Linked DNA regions of Homo sapiens: region 2 is linked to region 1. Evidence: read pairs that join two places in POLR2A ChIA-PET (ENCODE). Cell type or tissue: HCT116. All regions are shown on one strand. Links, peaks and the distances in the headings refer to the core of each region. The heading gives the core; the rest is flanking DNA.

Evidence for each region. Peaks named below come from ENCODE experiments on the same cell type or tissue, not always from the same donor. Only the 100,000 strongest peaks of a DNase experiment are listed, where the experiment ranks them.
Region 2: POLR2A ChIA-PET joins it to region 1 with 5 read pairs; 2 of 35 experiments call an interaction of 5 or more read pairs at or near these places.

What each region holds. Positions count from the first base shown.
Region 1 is chr1:244,207,114-244,214,604 of GRCh38, forward strand. No RefSeq gene overlaps it. Among named protein-coding and RNA genes, the nearest start is that of SPMIP3, 140 kb to the right of the region's middle. In HCT116, for the core only: a CTCF peak has its summit at 4,213; a DNase peak (open chromatin) is centred at 4,248.
Region 2 is chr1:244,888,527-244,896,017 of GRCh38, forward strand. All of the region lies in intron 2 of LOC124904588 (UPF0764 protein C16orf89-like), which reads right to left. Among named protein-coding and RNA genes, the nearest start is that of HNRNPU, 28 kb to the left of the region's middle. In HCT116, for the core only: no CTCF peak of the experiment used is centred there; a DNase peak (open chromatin) is centred at 4,145.

The DNA.
Region 1 (7,491 bases), core at 2,111-6,110:
AATGCCGGAAGCTGTGTCTTCCCGTAATTCTCTCCCTTGGAAAACTGTGAGCAGAGGGACTCTTGGCTCATTGCTGAAGCTTCCTCTCCATTACATTTAGACCTCATCGGTTCTAGTCATTTCCTTTCTTTGTCATTAGATGAGGCGAGGGCCACTTCTGCCATCTCTCCTCAATCCACCATGTTTCCCTGGTGGTGACTGCTCTGTGTGTGGATGGGTGTGCCTGAGGTCATAATTATAAAAGCTAATATTCATCATGAAGACTTACTCCATGGCAGAGACTGTTTAAGCATTTCATGTTCAATCTTCTTAACAACCCTATGAAATTCATACCACCAGTATCTCCATTTACTGGAAGAAACAAAAGTTCTCAGCGGTTAAGTAACCTGCCGAATGTTCCCAGCTGGTAGGGAATACAGCCAAGACCCACATGCAGGCAGTCTGCTTCTAGCTTCCCTAAGAGTTAGCAAATCCAAGAGTGGAAACCTTGGAGATATAATAGAGTCAGTTGCTGTGAATTAAGCCAATTCTTACATTTTGTCTCCCAGTTAACCCAAAGCTTCTCTTACAGAGTCTAAAACAACCCTACTTTCAGATAGCCCAACAGTAAAATTATGGACCCCTAAGCTAAATGTTCAGTAATAGATTTCTCTAGGCCAGGCATGGTGGCTCATGCCTTTAATCCCAGCACTTTGGGAGGCCAAGGCAGGAGAATCACTTAAGGTGAGGACTTCAGACCAGCCTTGGCAACATAGCAAGACCCTATCTCTAAAAAAAAAAAGAAAGAAAGAAAAGTTCTCTCTAAACAGATAACTGACAAAAATCTGTTATGACAAAAAGGCTAGAGAAACTTAAAACTGGAAGTAAAAGAGACTTTGAAGTCTTTGAAGGTGAATCAAAAAGGAAAAATGCTGTAAACACAGGGAGAGTTTGCCAACTGAGACCAAAGTGCAGGAAGGTCAGCTGGAAAGCTGTACAGAGGAGTCAGGCGTTCAACAAACAATTGGATTAGATGATTTCTAAGGACCTTCCTAAACCCTCAGAAGCCATTATTCAGGGGGTAATTCCATATATATTACTTTAAGTTCTAGGGTACATGTGCACAACGTGCAGGTTTGTTACATATGTATACGTGTGCCATGTTGGTGTGCTGCACCCATTAACTCGTCATAAAACACTTGGACACAGGAAGGGGAACATCACACACCGGGGCCTGTTGTGGGGTGAGGGGAGTGGGGAGGGATGGCATTAGGAGATATACCTAGCGTAATTCCATTTTTTAAACTCCCAGCCTCAATGCTTTCAGTTTCATGAACTAAGTCGCAGCAGGTCAACACAGTGTTGTGCTTCCACCTGCCTCCTGAGCATTTCCACATCCAAACTCCACTGTGCCTCAGTCTCTCTGCACCCAAATCCCAACACGCTGGCTCCACCGCCCCCTGTTTCCGTGTGCCTTCTCTCAGTTCATGGTCTCACCAGCCCCAGTCACCCGGACTTGATGCTCAGCATCCTCCTCCATTCCTCTCACCTCCTCAGACTTCACATCCAACTGGTCAACTAGTGCCTTCAATGAGTGTATCAACATCAAAGATGTCTTCCCTCTTTTCCTATCCCACTGCTGCCTGAATGGTGTAAGTAGCTCATACTACCATATTTACTGTGGACGAAAGAGACAAAGATGAGAGTCATAGTCTTTCCCCTCAAATAACTCACAGCCTGGTAAAGGAGGTGGGCACATAAACACATAACTCAAGATATTGTGGGAAGAGGCAGAATGGAAGTAAAGCAAATTTACAGTAGATCAAGATGTTCAAGGCACCTCATAACCCCTCACCTAGACCCAAAAGGCTCTTAGTCCACATGCCTTCCCTACTGTACCTCTGTCCAATCCATTCCTCACACGGCCAACATAATAATCTTCCTCTTTGTATGCCACTTAGTGCTCAGGAGCTTTAGGAAGCTTACACTTGTCGGTGGGGAGGTCAGCGCTAAGAGCAGATTTCTGAGTTATGGTATATATCACTTGTGGTTGAAATAATGGGAGCTTATGAGCTTGTTCAGAGAAAGCATCCGGAGTGAGAAGAGAAAACATGAGGATGAAACCCTGGGAAACAATGGCATTGTAAGACTGAGAGAAGAGTCAGTAAGAGCCTCTAAAAGAATATTCACAAGCTGGGATGGAAACCAGACAGGAGAAAGAATCCAGGGATCATAGTGTAACAAGAAGTCGAAAACAATCGGTAGCATCGAATGCTGCTAAGATTTAAGCAAGAGGAGAACTGAAGACAGGCTCCTGACTGCCTATTGATTAGTGAATGTTTAGCATTTCAGTTGATTGGAAGGATTAGAAATCAGGCTTCAAGCCAGGCATGGTGGCACATGCATGTTGTCCCAGCTACTTGGGAGGCTGAGGCGGGAGGATCGCTTGTGCCTAGGAGTTGGAGCCTAGCCAGGGCAACATAGTGAGAACTCCGTCTCCAAAAAATAATCTCTAAAAAGTAAAAACTAATTTTTGAAAATTAAAAAAAGGTTTTTAAAAGAAATCAGGCTTCGTCGGTTTGAGATTTGAGCGTGAGGTACAGGAAGGCAGCAAGAAACATAATTTCCTCTTTTAAGAAGGTTGGGAATGAAAGGGATATATTTAAAGCACTCTGTCTTGTATTAAATTTATTTGAGCCCTTAGTGATTTGAGCCCTTGGCGTTTGTTTTTGCTTTTTTTTAATTTTAACTTTTTTTTTTTTAGAGACAGGGTCTCACTCTGTCACCCAGACTAGGGTGCAGTGACACAATCATAGCTCACTGTAACACCCAACTCCTGGGCTCAAGAGATCCTCCAGCCTCAGCCTCCCAAGAAGCTAGGACTACAAGTACACACCACCATGCTAGACTAATTTTTTTATTTGGCTATGTTCCCCGGACTGGTCTCGAATTCCTGGCCTCAAGCAATGCTCCTGCCTTGGACTGCCAAAATGCTGGGATACAGGCAGGAGCCACCACACCTCACCTAGTGTTGGTTTTAAATGCTGAGGGCAGAGACTTCCTCTTTCTCTTTATATCCTTACCCCCACCCCCACCCCGTGGTGACCAGCAGTGTTCAATACATGTGTGTTTATTTACTTGTGGGTGCTTGGAAACAATTTCTTCCGTCAATGATTTTAAACATTGTTCATCGGGGCTTTTTTTTTTTTTTTTTTTGTCCTGTTAATCTGTATTCTCTAAGAAGAAACAGGTAACTAAATAGACAAAGATAAACGTTCATAGATTCACATCTGAGCTATCACAAATTCTGAACTTATAATAGCCCAAATTAAGATTTATTTTTGTAATTTTGACAGTCCACAAACCCATAACATAAATCAATAAGAGAACAGGATTTGCATCACAACTCACAGCATCATAAAACAGCTTATAAACAACTTTGATGGGAATCCCTATTACATAAAGAAATGTTCCCCCGGCCTGCCTTCTCGGGCCAGATATTGGAATGAACTTTATGTTTGATTGTACTTCCCAGAACCTGACATTCTCTTTAGGATCAGGGTTATGATTCTTTCCAACACTAGACCCCAAGCCGCCGCATTGGCTCTGAACACAAAACCATTTCCAACGTGTAACGCAAAGGAGATTTCGTGTGCACTGTTTGCACAGACGAAACGCTCATTTCCTATGAAAATATCACAGGTTCCCATCCTAGCCACTCTTCTCCAGCAGCCCTCCCTTAGGTGAGCCCCAGGATATTCTGGAAGTCTCTTTATTCGTAAGGCTGGCATCACCGCCTGTGTCTGCGAAGTGTTCACCAAATCCAAGCGGGTGGAGAAGCACCGATTCTCTGTAGCAGGCCTGAACCTTGCCAGATCCTTTCAACATCCCCTGAGCCTTTCCAAAATGGAGGGCTCGCCCGGCCTGCTCGGAGCCAGCGTCGGTCAAGCCCGGTCTGCTCTGCTGAGACTTGGCACACCACGCCTGGGGCGCTGCGGCTCCCGGCCCAGCCCACCGTGCCAGCCCCTCCGCAGCGGCCTCCAACACCCGGACTCTGCGCACACAGGCCCTGGGTACTGGCGGGCCTGGGTCTCCCTGGGGCCCTGGAGGCAGAAAGCAAGCACTCATTGAAACACAGGATCAGCTGCTCCCATTACTCAGGGACAGAGCGGAAGCTAAGGAACTTGACAGCGGATATGGGAGCCAAGTGGGAATTCCACCCATGGCGCCCTCTACCTTCTGCAGGCTTCAGTGCAGGTCAGGAAGCACCTCTGCGCATCCACAGGGTTCAGTGTTACCTAAACCCAGAGCGTCCCATTGGCGGGAAAGTCATCTTGCGTGTCTCTTTTATGTTCTAAATGCTGCCCTGTTGTTCTGAAACATGAGTTAACCACTCACCAGAAAAACACCTCAACACACACGCTTGCAAGCACTAAGGTTCCTAATCAAGCCAAATTCCTTCCTTAGCCAGTCTTGGGAAAAGAAGTGTTAAAGAGAGACACCATCCACACCTAGCCTCTCTAGGGGGTGCTGAAGTTTTTTACTGACATATAAAAAAGGTAATTACTTGAATTCATTGGAACTTAAAGTGGCTTGCTCCGGCTCCGTCTCCGCCAAAGAGGCACTTAGTCATTTCTTCTCTTGTCCATCATAACAGGCACTGCGTCCAAGATATTGCCCAACTCAAATCCTGTAATTCCCTCTAAGTCTATCATAACCTTCCAAAATAAGCTTGTTAGTTTAAAATAGCCTTGTAAATAGCACTCACCAACTCACACAAAGCAAATAATGATTTATACCTGAAAAAAAGGAAAACCGTCAGCATTTGGCTCATCCTACAGGAAAAAAAATGATGTATTTGTGGGCCACTGTTTTAGCAATATTTACTTGAAAACCTAACTTTTCATTTTTTTATTGCAAGAATGAAACATGACTATTAGGGAAATTTTAGAAAATACAGCTAAGAAATAAAATAAAATAAATAAACTATAATCCCATGCTGGAGATGCAGCTTATGCTAACATTTTGATTTGTACTCTTCCAGGTCATTCTTTCTCAAATTCATCCTCAAAATGGGATTGTAGTGCTCACCATCCTTTTTTGAGAGGCCGTTTTAGAGAGTGAAATCTGTGTCAAGAAATAACTGAGCACGCTGGGCAGTTTTAGCCACTGAAACCCAACCAGCCTCGTGGAGTGTCAGGTCATACTCATTGGGTTCAAATCATAATAGCTTCATTGGGTGTTCGGCCACATTTTAATTCCATGTCATGGTTCTGGGCAATGGGAGGGAGCAGGGGATGGGGGAGCCAAGAGGACTTACTGTAAGTCAACATGTTTGTTGATCCTGGAACAGTAGCTGAGCCAGAGGACAGGGACGCCTTGCAGGGCAGACAGACAAAGAGTGGGGAGATGGTGCCACCACACAGAAGGGTAGGCTCTATTCTCAGGCGGACAGACCCTGGGGAGTCTCTCCATCTGCGGAGAGGACAGTGGTCAATGCCTCATGCTCTGCAAGGCTTTGGGTCTGTCAGAAGAGGACCCTCCCCCAGCAGGAGACTTGTTTATTTGGCATTTAACCAAAAGCATTAGGGCTCCTTTCAGAAATATTTGGTCAGGGGCCAATTATTTTAGCATATACTGCAGAGAAAGGAGGTCAATTTAAAGAAAGTTTAGATAAAACAACAGCAGACACAACAAAGCAGCCCTTTAAGGGGCAAAGATGTGGGTGCAGTGTTTCTAGGGAAGGGACACTGACCCCATTCCCTTGAATATGGACAAAGAAGCTCATCAAAGAAGCTCACCAAACCCAGTCATTCATAAGCATGAAAGAGGCCCTCATGCTTCTGCACCCTGGCCAGGAACCAAAGACTCCATCAGCTTTGACACAATCAGTCCTATTAATATGGAGAGGCCTTAGGATTGGAACAAATTCTTCTGGGCAGTCAACTTGCCTTAAACGATCTGCCAAAGCCCATCCCAGTGTTGTTCGTACACAGCTGAAAAATATCAAGACTTTAAGAGGGGAAAAGGAGGAGGGAAATGGAGCCCACATTTCCTGAGCTCTTGCGAACTATGGAGCATTCCACATTACCTCGTGTTGCCTTCCCGGTAGTCTCAGTATTATTGTTCCCATTTCACAAATGAGAAAGCTGAGGTTCTGATGGTTTAAGGGACTTGCCCAAGGTCCCCCAACAATGTGTCAGAGTTAGCACTCAAAGCCCTGTGCGTGGGTTCTGCAAGTCATCTTTGGAACCTCTAAGCTATTCTGCTCCCAATCTCCTTTTTAGCGTTCTTTGTTTACCATTGATCCTTTCCCCCTTTTCATCAGAAGAATAATCCGTTTCTATGGGGCATTATAATGAATGGGGAATCTTGATTTTTCATAGACTTCCTTCAGGAAAGAACCAGAAGTTGAGATGAGGGTGACCCTCACATAGATGGAAACTTTTGTATTCCTCTGTTTTAGCTTAATTAACAAAGAAGCACATTGCACATTTAACATTTAATATTTATTAAATGTCATTATTATTTGTCATTTAATAGTTATCTAATACTTAGCCAGTCCTCCAGAGACACAAATGGAGTGTCAAGAACAAAAAAGCAGGAAAGAGAAAGTGAAGACAGTGGATAAGACATTCAAAGTTTGAGGGAGGGCCATGCTTGGTGGCTCACTCCTGTAATCCCAGCACTTTGGGAGGCCGAGGTGGGCAGGTCACTTGAGGCCAGGAGTTCAAGACCAGCCTGGCCAACGTGGTGAAACCCCGTCTCTACTAAAAATACAAAAATTAGCCGAGCATGGTGGTGGGCACCTGTAGTCCCAGCCACTCGAGAGGCTGAGGCAGGAAAATTGCTTGAACCTGGGAGGTGGAGGTTGCAGTGAGCTGAGATCGTGCCACTGCACTCCAGCCTGGGTGACAGAGTGAGACCCTGTCTCAAAAAAGAAAAAAAATATATAAAACCCAAAGAACAAGAAAAAAGTTTGAGGGAGAAGATAAAGTTTGTCATCCTGCGCATTCTTAAATACTGTTCTTCCTATGCCCGAAGCATTACCCAATAATGCAGTTCCCTTCGAGTGAAAAAGCAATGCTTCCCTGGGCAGGGGGTTGGCCACAGAGCACACTGCATGGGAGACCCCTGCCCACAGGACACAGATTCCAACTGTGGTTTTCCAGGGGTGGGACCGATGGCCCTGAGCCATCTGTGCTCTCCCGGCAGGACCCCACTAGGTTTCACCGTGACAGCTGAGCCGGGCTAAGATTGCAGCCTTCGGCACTCTGGAAAAAAACAGCTGCTGAGGTTCCTTTGCTTTGCTGGCCTGGTCTCCACTGGCCAATGGGACATTAAGGCCTTTGTTATTCACGCAGCAGTTGGAATCTCTGGCCATTTAAGGAAGGAAGCCGCAAGGTAATCCAGCCCTGGCTGTGCCATCAACGAGTGACTCACTCATTTCTGCCATGTGAACTGTAGATGACCCGGGTCCTTCCTCGGACGTGGTCTACAGCCTGCACTCAA
Region 2 (7,491 bases), core at 2,190-6,189, 680 kb after region 1:
CTGTCAACGTGAGTCCTTAAAAGTGGAGAACCTTTTCTGGCTGTGATCAGATAGAGAGGTGACCATGAAAGAAGGGTCAGAGATGCAGAAGGAAAAGGACTCAGTCGGCCATTGCTGGCTTTGAACATGGAGGAAGGGGGCCACAAGCCAAGGAATGTGGATAGCTGCTAGAAAATGGAAAAAGCAGGAAGACAGATTCCTTCTGAGAGCCCCTAGAAAGAAACACAGCCCTGCAACACCTTAATTTTAGCCCAGTGAGACCCCTCTCAGACTTCTGACCACCACAATTGTTAGATAATAAATTTATGTTAAGACACTAGATTTGTGATAATTTGTCCCAGTAGCAATAGAAAACTAATATATTATGTAAGCCAGAAGCCTTGACTTTACTGTTTCCCTAGACTTTTCTTTTTTCTTTTATTTATTTTATTTTATTTTATTTTGAGACAGAATCTTGCTCTGTTGCCCAGTCTGGAGTGCAATGGCACAATCTCAGCTCACTGCAACCTCCACCTCCCAGGTTCAAGCGATTCTCCCACATCAGCCTCCGGTGGAGCTGGGATTATAGGCATGCACCAGCGTGCCCAGCTAATTTTTGTATTTTTAGTAGAGACAGGGTTTCACCTTGTTGGTCAGGCTGGTCTTAAACTTCTGACCTCAGGTGATCCACCTGCCTCAGCCTCCCAAAGTGCTGGGATTAAAGGTATGAGCCACTGCACTGGCCTAGACCTTTAATTTAATGGTCTTTAATGTCATTAAATTTAATGCCACCTAGTCCTCTTGCTTCTATCTTTGAATATCTCTGAAAAAATCCATATGTTTCCCCAATTTTCATGGCTCTTGCCCTCATTCAGTTCCTATTTATCTCTATTTTGAATTATTCCTACTTCTGGGCCCCTATCTGTGCTACATCCTCTTCCTTCTGGCTTTCAGAGTTAAGTTAATAAACTACCAATATGATTACCTCTTGGCACTTTTTTTGGGGGGTTGGGGGAGTTGGAGTCTTGCTCTAGTCGCCCACACTGGAGTACAGTGGCGCGATCTCGGCTCACTGCAACCTCCACCTCCCGGGCTCAAGCGATTCTCTTACCTCAGCCTCCGAAGTAGCTGGGATTACAGGCACACATCACCATGCCCGGCTAATTTTTGTATTTTTAGTAGAGACGGGGTTTCACAATATTGGCCAGGCTGGCCTTGAACTCCTGACCTTGTGATCCACCCGCCTCAGCCTCCCGAAGTGCTGGGATTACAGGCGCGAGCCACCACGCCTGGCCAGGCACTTTGTTTTTTTTAAGAGATTGGGGATGGGGGCACCTTGCTATGTCGCCCAGGCTGATCTTGAACTCTTAACCTCAAACCATTCTCCCAAAGTGCTAGGATTACACGTCTGAGCCTCCACGCCCAGCTCTTGGCACTTCTGATGCCTCAACATGCTTCCAGAATAAAATCTGAAGTCTTCAGAGCAATCGCCAAAGCTTTGCGGATGACCCAGTTCAAATCTATGAGGACACATTTCTCTGCTGCCATTTTCCCCATTCTGGCCTCTTAGAGTATTATATTTATAAAGTTAGTTTTCCATGTCACTTTATTATAGTTGGTTATCTATTTTTTTGGTTTTAAAAAATGTGCTTCCTCAGGGCCAAAGAAGCCACAAAGAATATGCCCTGCCTGCCAGTCAGTCAGCTCCACCTGTGTGCCCGTCTAAGGCCTCATTTATTATGTATATAGAGTATGGCTCTCCAATCACAATGTGCTTTATTTTTTAATTAGGGCTTTAGTGGCCAAGAGAACTCTCTTTTCCATACTTGAGCAAAATAAATAAATCAATCAGGAGTGCATTTTTTATCTGCATCTTTTATTTTAATAAATCTCATCAAAAATTTGTATCAACCTATGCATTTGAACGGTCTTGCTAGACCTAACATCAAAACGTGGATGATAAATGCATGAAGGAGCCGGGCACAGTGGCTCATGCCTGTAATCCCAGCACTTTGGAAGGCCAAGGCAGGCAGATCGCTTCAGGCCAGGAGTTTGACATCAGCCAGGTCAACATGGTGAAACCCCGTCCCTACCAAAAATAAAAAAATTAGCCGGGTGTGGTGGCGCTCACCTGTAATCTCAGCTACTCAGGAGGCTGAGACAGGAGAATCACTTGAACCCAGGAGGCAGAGGTTACAGTGAGCCAAGATCGTGCCACTGCACTCCAGTCTGAGCGACAGAGTGAGACTCCGTCTCAAAAAAAAAAATTACTTCTTTAAAGGCACTATCTCCAAATAGAGTCACATTCTTAGGTTCTTGGTGTTGGGATGTCAATATATGAATTTTGGAGAGACATAATTCAGCCCATAATGAATAGTGAGGATATCACCTCCTAACTCAGCTTTGCGCATACACAGAGTTCTAACAAATCTCTTCTAGGTGCATCTTCAAGCCCCTGTTACGATCCTCCTATTTGGGTACTACATTTCCATTTTCCTATCTCAAGGCTGAGTTCTACCCTGCAGCCCTAATTTGGGCTCAAAAGGAATTCCGTCTTTTCCTATGGTCCCTCACACACCCATCCCTTGTTCTTTGGTTATAACCCCTCCACCTGCCACAGCCTCACCACCAACTCAGCTTGCCCAGCACTGCCAAAAAATTTTTCCCCTTCTTTCTGACGTTTCGGACTTGGATTCTTTTGAAAACTATCCTGAGCCCTTATATTTGCAATGGAATTTTTTTTCTTTTTTTTTTTTTTTTTTTTGAGACAGAATCTTGCTCTGTCGCCGAGGCTGGAGTGCAGTGGCGCGATCTCAGCTCACTGCAACCTCTGTCTCCCAGGTTCAAGTGATTCTCCTGCCTCAGCCTCCTGAGTAGCTGGGATTACAGGCACCTGCCACCACACCCAGCTAATTTTTGTATTTTTAGTAGAGACAAGATTTCGCCCTGTTGCCTAGGCTGGTCTCAAACTCCTGACCTCAAGTGATCCACCTGCCTCAGCCTCTCAAAATGCTGGGATTACAGGTGTGAGCCACCATGCCCGGCCTTGCAATGGAATTTCTGAGAGATCGTGTTCCACTCTTGCTTCCCCTTTCTTCCCTCTATGCCCTGCATTTTTAAATAAGTAACTTTAGGCCGGGCACGGTGGCTCATGCCTGTAATCCCAGCACTTTGGGAGGCCGAGGCGGGCGGATCACGAGGTCTGGAGATCAAGACCATCCTGGCTAACGTGGTGAAACCCCATCTCTACTAAAAAATACAAAAAATTAGCTGGGCAAGGTGGTGGGCGCCTGTAGTCCCAGCTACTCGGGAGGCTGAGGCAGGAGAATGGCGTGAACCTGGGAGGCGGAGTTTGCAGTGAGCTGAGATAGCGCCACTGCCCTCCAGCCTGGGCGACAGAGCGAGACTCTGTCTCAAAAAAAAAAAAAAGTAACTTTAATGTTATTAATATTATTATTTTTTTTGAGATGGTGTCTCACTCTCACCCAGGCTTGAGTGCAGTGGTGTAACCTCAGCTCACTGCAGCCTCTGTCTCCCGGGTTCAAGTGATTCTCCTGCCTCAGCCTCCTCAGTAACTGGGATTACAGGTGTGTACCACCATGCCCAGCTAATTTTTGTATTTTTAGTAGAGATGGGGTTTCGCCATGTTGGCCAGGCTGGCCTTGAACTGCTGACCTCGAACTGCTGATCTCAGGTGATCCGCCCACCTCGGCCTCCCAAAGTGCTGGGATTATAGGTATGAGCCACCGCGCCCGGCCAAAAGTAAGTTTTAGAATTACTCAACTCCTGCTAGGCACAGTTATGTAGATTCCACTAATGGTCACATAACTTGAGTCCAGATTCTCAGGTGCATTATCTGTCCAATTAGAAAGTTGTAAAGATCATTTTCAACGAAGCCAGCAGGAACACCTTTCATTAAACATTTCAAGTATGTAATGTGGGGAGGCTCTTCCTCTTCTTCCTCCTGTTTCTATTTGCAGTTTATGTTTTTTTGCATGAGGCATTCTTGCTTCATGGACCAGGTTCAAACTTGACCAATATACCTGACCACCCAGAATCTGTGTCCTAGTCCTCGGCTGTGGTCTGGGAATAGCGGTAGCTCCTCGGAAGGAGTGAGTCAGTGGCAGAGTGATGCGATGTGCTGGCAATGGGGATGGATTTGAAGACCAGTGGCTCATGCCTTGAGCTATCACAGGCCCAAGTTCAGTGTCCTCTCCTGGGAAACTTGGTGGTTTGTGCCTGTGTATGTTGAGAGTAGGCAAGGGTAGCATTCCTGATCTAGGCAGAGCCTTATTTGAAAGACTTCTGTTTTCATTTTTGTTTTATTTTAGTTTGGAGTGTGTGTGTGTTTGTGTGTGTGTGTGGGTGGGTGTGTATATGTGTGTGTGTGTGTGTGTTTTAAGTGGACATTAAAAATTCCAAGCCTGGCTGGGCCGGGCACGGTGACTCATGCCTGTAATCCCAGCACTTTGGGAGGCCGAGGCGGGCGGATCACGAGGTCAGGAGATCAAGACCATCCTGGCTAACACAGTGAAACCCCGTCTCTACTAAAAATACAAAAAATTAGCCGGGCGTGGTGGCGGGCGCCTGTAGTCCCAGCTACTCGGGAGGCTGAGGGAGGAGAATGGCATGAACCCGGGAGGCGGAGCTTGCAGTGAGCCAGGATCGTGCCACTGCACTCCAGCCTGGGCGACAGAGCAAGACTCCGTCTCAAAAAAAAAAAAAATTCCAAGCCTAAGGCAGAATCACCCTGAAGGATGCTAAGTGCAACTCCAATTCCAGGATCTGCTGTCTAAAAATACAAATTCCATTTTCAGACACACGAAGCATCATATTAGACAGCAACAGTGTCTGCTTTGATCTTGGTTAGTTGAGATTGATCATTTGCATTCAAAGTTCATATTAATATTCAGGCTAACAGGTAAAGCTAGCATGCTGAGGTTGGAGAGCCAGCCCACTTGTTAACTATTATAATTGAGATAGGCTGTGGTCATTAATGTAAATGACAGTGACTCCCCTTGGTCTTCTGGTTAGTAATAAAGAAAAGAGCTCTGAATGAAGATCAATGGATCTGATTCAAATCCCAGCCCTAACTCAAACATTCTCTTAACCTCTCTGACAGCATTCTCCTCTTTTGCCAAAGGATCATAAGAATAGCTTCTATATGCACTAAACTTGTATTTAAGATTTTTTTATCATTTTATAAAAATGATACACATACACTGTTTAAATAGTGAGATAGTACTATAAGGTTTATTACAAAAAACAGCAGTTCCCTGCCTGTGACAGATTGTATTTTCCAAAGATGGCTACAATATCTCCCAGCTCACAATGCTTTTCTTCCAATGAGACCATGACATTTCTCCCACAGAATGGAGTAGGGGGCTCTGTGTTTCCTCCCCTCTAACCTGGGTGGATCTTGGTGACTGCTTTGACCGATAGAGCATGGCGGAAGTGATGCTGTATTCATCAGGGTTCTCCAAAGAAACACAACCAATAGGAGATAGCTACATCTCTCTACGTATTTATTTTGAGACAGTGTCTCACTCTGTCACACAAGCTGGAGCGCAGTGGCACGACCATGCTTCCCTGCAGCCTCAACTTCCCGGGCTCAAGCGATCCTCCCATCTCAGCCTCCTTAGTAGCTGGGACTACAGACACACACCACCATGCCTGGCTATTTTTTTTTCTTTTTTATTTTTTTGCAGACAGGGTTTAGCCCTGTTGCTCAGGCTGATCTCTGAACTCCTGAACCCAAGGAATCCACCTGCCTCAGCCTCTCAAATTGCTGGGATTATAGGCATGAGCCACCACGCCAGCCAGGATGAAGGTATTCTACTCTCTTTCTCTTTCTTTTTTTTTTTTGAGACGCAGTTTCACTCTTGTCGCCCAGGCTGGAGTGCAATGGCACAATCTTGGCTCACTGCAACCTCCGCCTCCCAGGTTCAAGCGATTCTCCTGCTTTAGCCTCCTGAGTAGCTGGGATTACAGGCGCCCGCCACCATGCCCAGCTAATTTTTTATATTTTTAGGAGAGACGAAGTTTCACTATGTTGGCCAGGCTGGTGTCAAACTCCTGACCTCAGGTGATCCACCCGCCTCGGCCTCCCAAAGTGCTGAGATTACAGGTGTGAGCCACCGCGCCCGGCCTCTACTCTCATATTATCCCAGCCTGCCACTTCTACTTCCTCAACCCTGCAAACATAATTATATCAAGATATTGGTTAAGCCAATATTTATTATTGACCCTATTATTTCTATGTGAGTGTTGTTCACTGTTGAGCTAAGTAATGCATTCGCATTACATTCTCTTTCTTATACTATTTAATTTCCCATTTGCTCAATTTCCCATGTCATTATTACTATTTCTTTCCACATTCTCCAACTGAATTGCAAAACCCCCGCATAAGATTTTCTACGTGGTCAAACACACATGAAATAATGTAGCTATCAGTGTCCATTTTCCCCTGGACTTCAGGGCCCCAGTTCCTTTCTGGACTGGCTCTCTCTGGGTGTAGCTGCCGTCTGGAGGCCCCTTTCACCTTTCTCCTGGGTCAGATCCCTTTGTCCTGACTGTGGTCCTACTCTTCAGTGGGTTATCCCCTCATTCTGGTGGAGTGTAGCCTCTGGTGGCTCTGGAAGAAGGTGCCCAGGAAGTGAAAATGTCTTTTTTTTTTTTTTTTGAGATGGGGTCTCCCTCTGTCACCCAGGCTGGAGTGCAGTGGCTCCAACTCTGCTCACTGCAACCTCCACTTCTTGGGTTCAAGCAATTCTCCTGCCTCAGCCTCCTGAGTAGCTGGGATTACAGGTGCGTGCCACCATGCCCGGCTAATGTTTTTTGTTTTTAGTAGAGACGGGGTTTCAGCATGTTGGTCAGGCTCGTCTCGAACTCCTGACCTCGTGATCCGCCCACCTCGGCCTCCCCAAGTGCTGGGATTACAGGCGTGAGCCACCATGCCTGGCCAGGAGGTGAAAATGTCTTTATTTTACTCTCTCATTTGATTAATGGTCTGGTGAGGCAGAGAATTCTAATTCAAAAAATTATTTTTTCCTCAAAATATTGAAAGCATTGTTTTGTTGTCTGCCAGTTTCCAATGCTGTTCTTGAGAGTTCCACTGCCATTCTGATTCCAGAATCTTTATGTGTAATATTTATTTTTTGCCTTCTATGGATTAATGTTTTCTCTTCATCTCCAGTGTTCCGAATTTTTTTTGTTGTTTGTTTTTGAGACAGGGTCTCACTCTGCCACCCAGACTGGAGTGCAGTGGCACGATCATAGCTCACTGGAACCTCCACCTCCCAGGCTCAAGCAATCCTCCGCCTCAGGCTCCTGAGAAGGTGGGACCACTGGCCTGCACCACCACACTGGACTAACTTTTTGATTTTTTGTATAGATGAGGTCTCAACATCTTGCCCAAGCTGCTCTGGAACTCCTGGGCTCAAGTGATCCTCCCACCATAGCCTCCCAAAGTGCTCGGATTACAGGTGTGAACCACCGTGCCCGGCCTCTTCT